Regions from separate parts of the Mus musculus genome. Here region 1 is linked to region 2. A link is a loop called in an ENCODE intact Hi-C map of the cell type or tissue named here. Cell type or tissue: heart. All regions are shown on one strand. Each heading gives the region's core, and the rest is flanking DNA. Links, peaks and the distances in the headings are about the cores only. Region 1 holds the start of Rnf122 (ring finger protein 122). Region 2 holds the start of Mak16 (MAK16 homolog).

Evidence for each region. A loop is a pair of places that touch in the nucleus more often than their neighbours do. Peaks named below come from ENCODE experiments on the same cell type or tissue, not always from the same donor. Only the 100,000 strongest peaks of a DNase experiment are listed, where the experiment ranks them.
Region 1: it touches region 2 in a loop (2.9-fold over the local background); 5 of 42 quality-filtered maps call a loop at or near these places.

What each region holds. Positions count from the first base shown.
Region 1 is chr8:31,110,050-31,112,956 of GRCm38, reverse strand. It overlaps Rnf122 (ring finger protein 122), which reads right to left and starts at 1,130. Exons shown (of 6, transcript NM_001368375.1): 1 at 785-1,130. The coding sequence starts at 809. In heart, for the core only: CTCF peaks have their summits at 451 and 1,349 (motif pointing right); DNase peaks (open chromatin) are centred at 496 and 1,196; H3K4me3 peaks cover 2,099 bases; H3K27ac peaks cover 1,758 bases.
Region 2 is chr8:31,167,124-31,170,030 of GRCm38, reverse strand. It overlaps Mak16 (MAK16 homolog), which reads left to right and starts at 1,307. Exons shown (of 10, transcript NM_026453.3): 1 at 1,307-1,366. The coding sequence starts at 1,352. In heart, for the core only: no CTCF peak of the experiment used is centred there; a DNase peak (open chromatin) is centred at 1,210; H3K4me3 peaks cover 2,500 bases; H3K27ac peaks cover 2,066 bases.

The DNA.
Region 1 (2,907 bases), core at 127-2,626, 57 kb after region 2:
ACATCGAAGACTTGGCTCAGAAAGATCCAACAGGTAGCCTAGACAGGAAATCCAGACCCGCTTTCTAACCTGTAACACCTGAGCTGCCCCAAAGCCTCAGATGAACTAATTTAGCATCATCACGCGGTGGGGTGTGGGAAGCGGTTGGTGGTGGGTGGCTGGCTGTGCTGGAAGGTACCGTCACCACCTAGGCTGAAAGCAGACCCCAGGGTCTGGCCTTATTGCCAGAAAGCAAAGCTTTTGCCAGGCCAGCCCTGAGCTGGGGGCCCAGCTTTCTTTCTGCAAGGCTTTATCTATTCAGTAAAGCGACGCTCTTTTAATCCAGCGTCTGGCCCCTAGGAGCCAGTGAAAACCAACAAAGAAAAAGAAAGTCACCCCGCGCCTTGTCCCGCACGCTGCACTGTATACATATTTAAAATAGCCTGCAAAGTTTCAGAACCGGAACTTGAGCTCCCTCTAGGAGATCCTAGCCCGAGCGCGGATTTAATTCTCCAACCACCACAACAAAGAACAGAGTTTGAGAGCGCACAAAGGCAGGCGAAGGGGTAGAAGAGATGGACCGCCATACAAAGGCCGGGAAGACTCGGCTCACACGCCCCTGGCCCTCCACTCGCTTCCAGACCCCCTTTATTCCCAACAAAGTGAATGGGATCTTTCTAACTGCGCGCTGTGCAGAGCCCAGCAGGGCGCCAGGACGCCTTCTGGGCCGTCCCAGACACCGGGAAACTCGGCTCAGGACCTGAACCTGCGCGGTCCCTGTTCTCCCACCGGTCCAGGGACTCACCGTTACACCACTGGAATGGGTGCATCAATGAAGTCAAGGTCGGCTTCCGGGAGCAAACCGAGGCAAGGTGTTGGAGCTGGAGGGGCTGTGCACTGAGACCGCCGGGATGGAGATGCAACTCCCGGAGGAGTGGAGTCAAGGGTTACAGAGAGGCCGGTTTGCAGAGCAACAAAGAGGGCAGAGGAGGAAGCAAAGTCTTTTCGGAGCGAAGCCCTACCGAGGGCCCGGGCCGGGAGGGCAGCCGAGAGAGCCGGGATGCCCGGCCGAGAAGGCAGTAGCCAGGACACGAAGCCGGGCTTGGGTCCCACTGCGCTGAGCAGTGCGCGCTGGGATTCCGAAAACTGACACCGCACGGCTCACACCCCCCTCCCTAGGACTGCTCCCTCCCGGGAGCCCGCCCCCTTTTCGTCACCTGCCCTCCGGCCAATGGGAGCCTTTCTCCTGCCCTGGGGTATTATTTACAAGCCAGTTTACCCTCTGGACAGGGGAGCTTTTTTCTGGGTAGATTCCTACCCCGCCTCCTAGCCAGACCTGGGGAGTCCCTAGCCTGCAGAACGGCGTGAGAGGCGACGCCTGCAGGGGGCGAAGATCGCCGCCTCCTAGGACCCGGGCGGGGAGGGCTATGGTGGTGGAATGACACGAGGATTAGTGCCACTTTTGTTTTCCGCCTACAGATCCGTGTCTGTCTCGAATTTCTATAGCTCTGTAGAAGGCAGTCCTGGGAGTTGGTTCCACTTGTCCTTCGCCTTTAGACCTGGTTATGCGTGGCAGCTAGCGCATTCCCAGACCCACCGCGAAAGGAGAGAACTGAGGCAAAGAGGGCAAAGCAGATGAAACTCAAAACTCCATCTTCAAAGGGCTATTGTTCTCACATCACTTCAGGACAGAGCCTTCTTTTACAAACAAGAATAAGGCCTAAAGCTGAAGGCCATACCGTGCCAGGATTCCAATCTCCTAGACTGTGGCGAAAACCCGGAAACTGGCTTTGTCAATGGCCGGGACAGGGGTCTTGCTTCGGTGTTGAATGGACAGGGGATGAAGGGGGGGGGGGATCTCAAATCTCCATGTAGTATTATTTATTTTGGATGACATTGCATAGTTTATTTTATATGTTTATTATTTTGCTAATGGAAAGCTATTTGGTCCTAACTGACCTCCAACTCCAGAGATCTGCCCTCCTCTGTCTCCAGGGTGCTAGGATGAAAGGCCTGTGCCACCATACTCAGGCTTGTTTATGTATGCTTTTGTTTATCTTTCCACTTAAAAGAAAGTATTACCATCAGTGCATAGAGTATCATTGAAAGTACCCCGGTGCAAGGCGCCACAGCCACGTTCAGAAGCAGTGTGTTGAGTAGACCCACAAATAAGCAAGCAAAACGGCCTGCTCTTCCTTTGTCAGGACTTATCATCCCACTATTGATTTGTTGGAACTGAGTCTCTGGCCCCTGAGCGAGCTAATGCATGCGAATGAATGTTTTGCCATTTCCAAGCACAGTCGTTAAAGTATCAAATATCCTGACCTGCATCTCAGGGCTGCTGGAACAAATGCAATCTTCTTATCTCTGGGGATGGTCGGATAGTCTCCAAATCCAGAAGGCCTTTGTGGACGGTGATTGTGGTGTTTGCATATACACCGTACTTCCCTTAACATCAAGTTGCATACCCCCCACCCCCCAATATTTGTGTAACTTAACAATATGGAAGGCTCACTGTAGTTCATCAATTTAGTGGGGGCAGTGTCGTGTACAGATCAAATTTCTAGGTGTTGTTGTTATTGTTATGAAACAGGGGTTATTAACTATGTAGCCAGGCTAACCCCAAACATAGAGGTTTGACTACCTCTGTCTCTTGAGAGTTGTGTATGTGGCACCACCGCCTGGCTGTCTTAGTGGGATCACTGCAAAGGGTTTCTAAAGGCCTCTCGGATCCTCCCCTAAACCCCACCCCCTCCACTTTAGAGCCCCAGGGAGAAATGTGACATTTACTAACTCTGGAGCTTAAGCCCAGATATTGTTTTGTTTGTTTGTTTGTTTGGATGGTTTTGAGTTTTTGAGACAGGTTTTCTCTGTGCAGTCCTGGCTGGCCTCGAACTCACTCTGTAGATCAGGCTGGCCTCAAACTCA
Region 2 (2,907 bases), core at 193-2,692:
CACACCCTGATGCCACAACTTACTGCATTACCTCAATGTGATTCTCTACCTAATTATCACTTACTTCTACCGCATTCTCCCAATAAACCTTCCTTTCTTAAAAGATATTTTATTTACATTTCAAAGGTTATTCCCTTTCCTAGTTTCCCCTCCGAAAATCCCCTACCCCCTCCCCCTGCTCCCCAGCCCACCCACTCCCATTCCTGGCATTCCACTCCAGGCATTCCCTTATACTGGGGCATAGAACCTTCACAGGATCTAGGGCCTCTCCTCCCATTGATGACCGACTAGGCCATTGTCTGCTACATATAAACCTTTCTAAAAGAACCTGTCTCCACTAACTTACTTTGCGTTATCCTCATCGTTATCACCATTGCCAGCATCCGGCTATGACCTCCCTGTAAAACTCAAGTTGGTCTCAAGCTCCCGAACCAACCTCCCCACTAGCTGAGTGTTCACAGCTGCCTCGTTGCTTTTACAGCACTTAACAGTACTTAAACATTATATTATACAGTTTATGGTACAAGTCTCTGAATCCCATTGCTAAGTAAGGACCTTGAGGGTGTAGAACATTGTTCCCCTTCATTGCTCTGTCCGGGACTGTATTTGGCACATGACAATTTCTTCAAAATCACTTGAACTACTTAATGGCTTTCAAAAGGGAGAACTGGGGAAGCAACCCTCATTTTATTATCACTCCTGCTGACCTTTTAAAAGCACTTTCTCAGGCCTGGATAATGGCTCAGGAAGGAGTGTGAGTCTGGTAACCCGAGTTTGATCCTTACAGAAGGAGCAAGGGAGCGACAGTAGAATCTGTCCGTTTGGGGGTCACATGCATACAGGTTTTTTTCGTTTGTTATGTTGTTTCCCCATACGACACTGCCGTGTGTGTTTCAAAGTGAGAACGGAGATGGCTGCTAGAAGTTCCCGCGGGTTGGTAAAAGAGCTGACGGCTTCAGGCTTTCCAGGCACGCGGCCACGGCCAGAAATGGGACGGTAATTAGCATTAAAGCCCCGCGCGTGCACAAGTGACTCGGAGGGTGCGCCTTGGGTTAGAGAGGACAAAGAAGCCCCACTTTTTAGAGGTTTGGAGCTCGCGCAGAGACACAGCAAGCAGGACAAGACGATATGTGCGCTCCTAGGGCAAGGGCTGCCGGAGGCGAGCACGCCAGGATCCAAGCGTGCGCTGGCGCGGAAGCGCGCATGCTCACTGTGCCCGGGGACGTCACGGGCTTCTGGGACACTGAGACGTTCTCGCGATAGGTTAGTGGCTCTCCGGAAGTGGCTCCGCGGAAGAAGCGTGGCCGCTTCCCCGGTCCTTCCTAATGCGGCGAGCTGAGCTGCCGGCACCATGCAGTCGGACGACGTGAGTTTTCCTCCTCTCGCCTTGGCACCACTGGGTTTTGCGCGGCATTTCGCTCATTTAGGATTCAGTCCCGCACGCTCAGACGGCCCGTTTGTCTCCGCTTCTCCCGGATGGCGAGACTTGCAGAGCCCCGATTTCCGATAGTGGCTTCCCACGCGCGTGTAGAAGGCCAGGCCACCCCAGCCCCAGCCCGCCGGGTGGGCTTCCTTAGTCCCTAGTGCTTGGCAGTGAAGCCCTTTGTGCCAGCTGCCATCTGAACGGCAGTTGTCTCGGGGTGGCAAGGCGGGAGAGATGCGATGTTTAAAATCCGTGCTTAGGGAACTCCTCCATGAGCGCTACCTCTCCAGTGTTAGGCTTTTTATTTTGCTCTGCAGCCTGCCCGAGGCGTAGTTTCGGAAGTAAGACTTCGTTTGTCTGTTCACAGAGTTGTAAGTACATAGCCAGTATCCAACTGGTGTAGGTTCAGTGTGATGATTGGTTGTTAACAGTCGGGCAAAAGACATTTAAAAAAAACCAAAAAAACCTCTGCTCTCATGAGCACTCTGGGGATGGAGAATAACGGTACTATGAAAGAGGAGTAATGGAGAAAGAGCGGTAGATCAGTCACATTGGGCTAAAAACCCCAGAATTGGGACTGAGGCAGCCACTGAAGAGCCGTAGGAATAGTAAAGGTACAAAGATGAGAGATAGGGAAGGACTTGTTACAGGAATCCAGAGGATGAGGGGGAGACTGGATTTGATAGGCTTGCCCGGACAAGGTCAGGGAGAACCTTGAAGGAAATGGTTTCCAGGTCTTTTTTAGTGGGAACTAGGGAGAACTGTTGTATTTTTTTTTTTTTTTAATTTAAGAAGAGCGTGAAAATGAGAGTTGCACTGGGGTATGTTTACCATCGGGATCCTTTTAGAGATGCTAAGTGGGCAGCTGGGCGCACAGACAAATCCGGTGCCCAGGAAAGAGGTGTGACCAAATGATGTGTAAGAGGTCTGACCACGAAGCTGAATAATACACCCACTCCACTTCTCGTTTCCTACAATCCTTACCCCTGTGTGTTTTATTCTTTGGCCCTTCGTTCTTCCCCCCTTTAACTGCTCTAGGGTCCTTCTTGGCTCTTCAGTGCAGTCCATCTAGAGACCTTTATGCTCACACACACACCCCCATATGTGGCTTTAGTGATTGCAACTTGATGCACCGTTTTTATATACTATGCACTTCACCAGGTTCCGGGATGTAAGGACCGTAGGATTGTTCTCATCCAGCAAACGCCAGGGTTTGTGTTTGGAGACGGCAGTGCCTTTACTTTAGAGTGCAGAACACATTAGAGAGACAAGGTAGAAGGTAATAAGGTTGTGATGATGGTGTGTATATCTAAGTATCTAGTGCTGTGCAGAATTGGACAATGGATAATGAACACATGTAAAAAAAGTTACAATGTAAATGTGATAGGGCTCATTTTGTTCACACTATACATAAGGGCATACTACAGATGCTAGAATGTATGTATGTATTGAAAATAATTCTGGGGAAGTAGTTACTAACTATA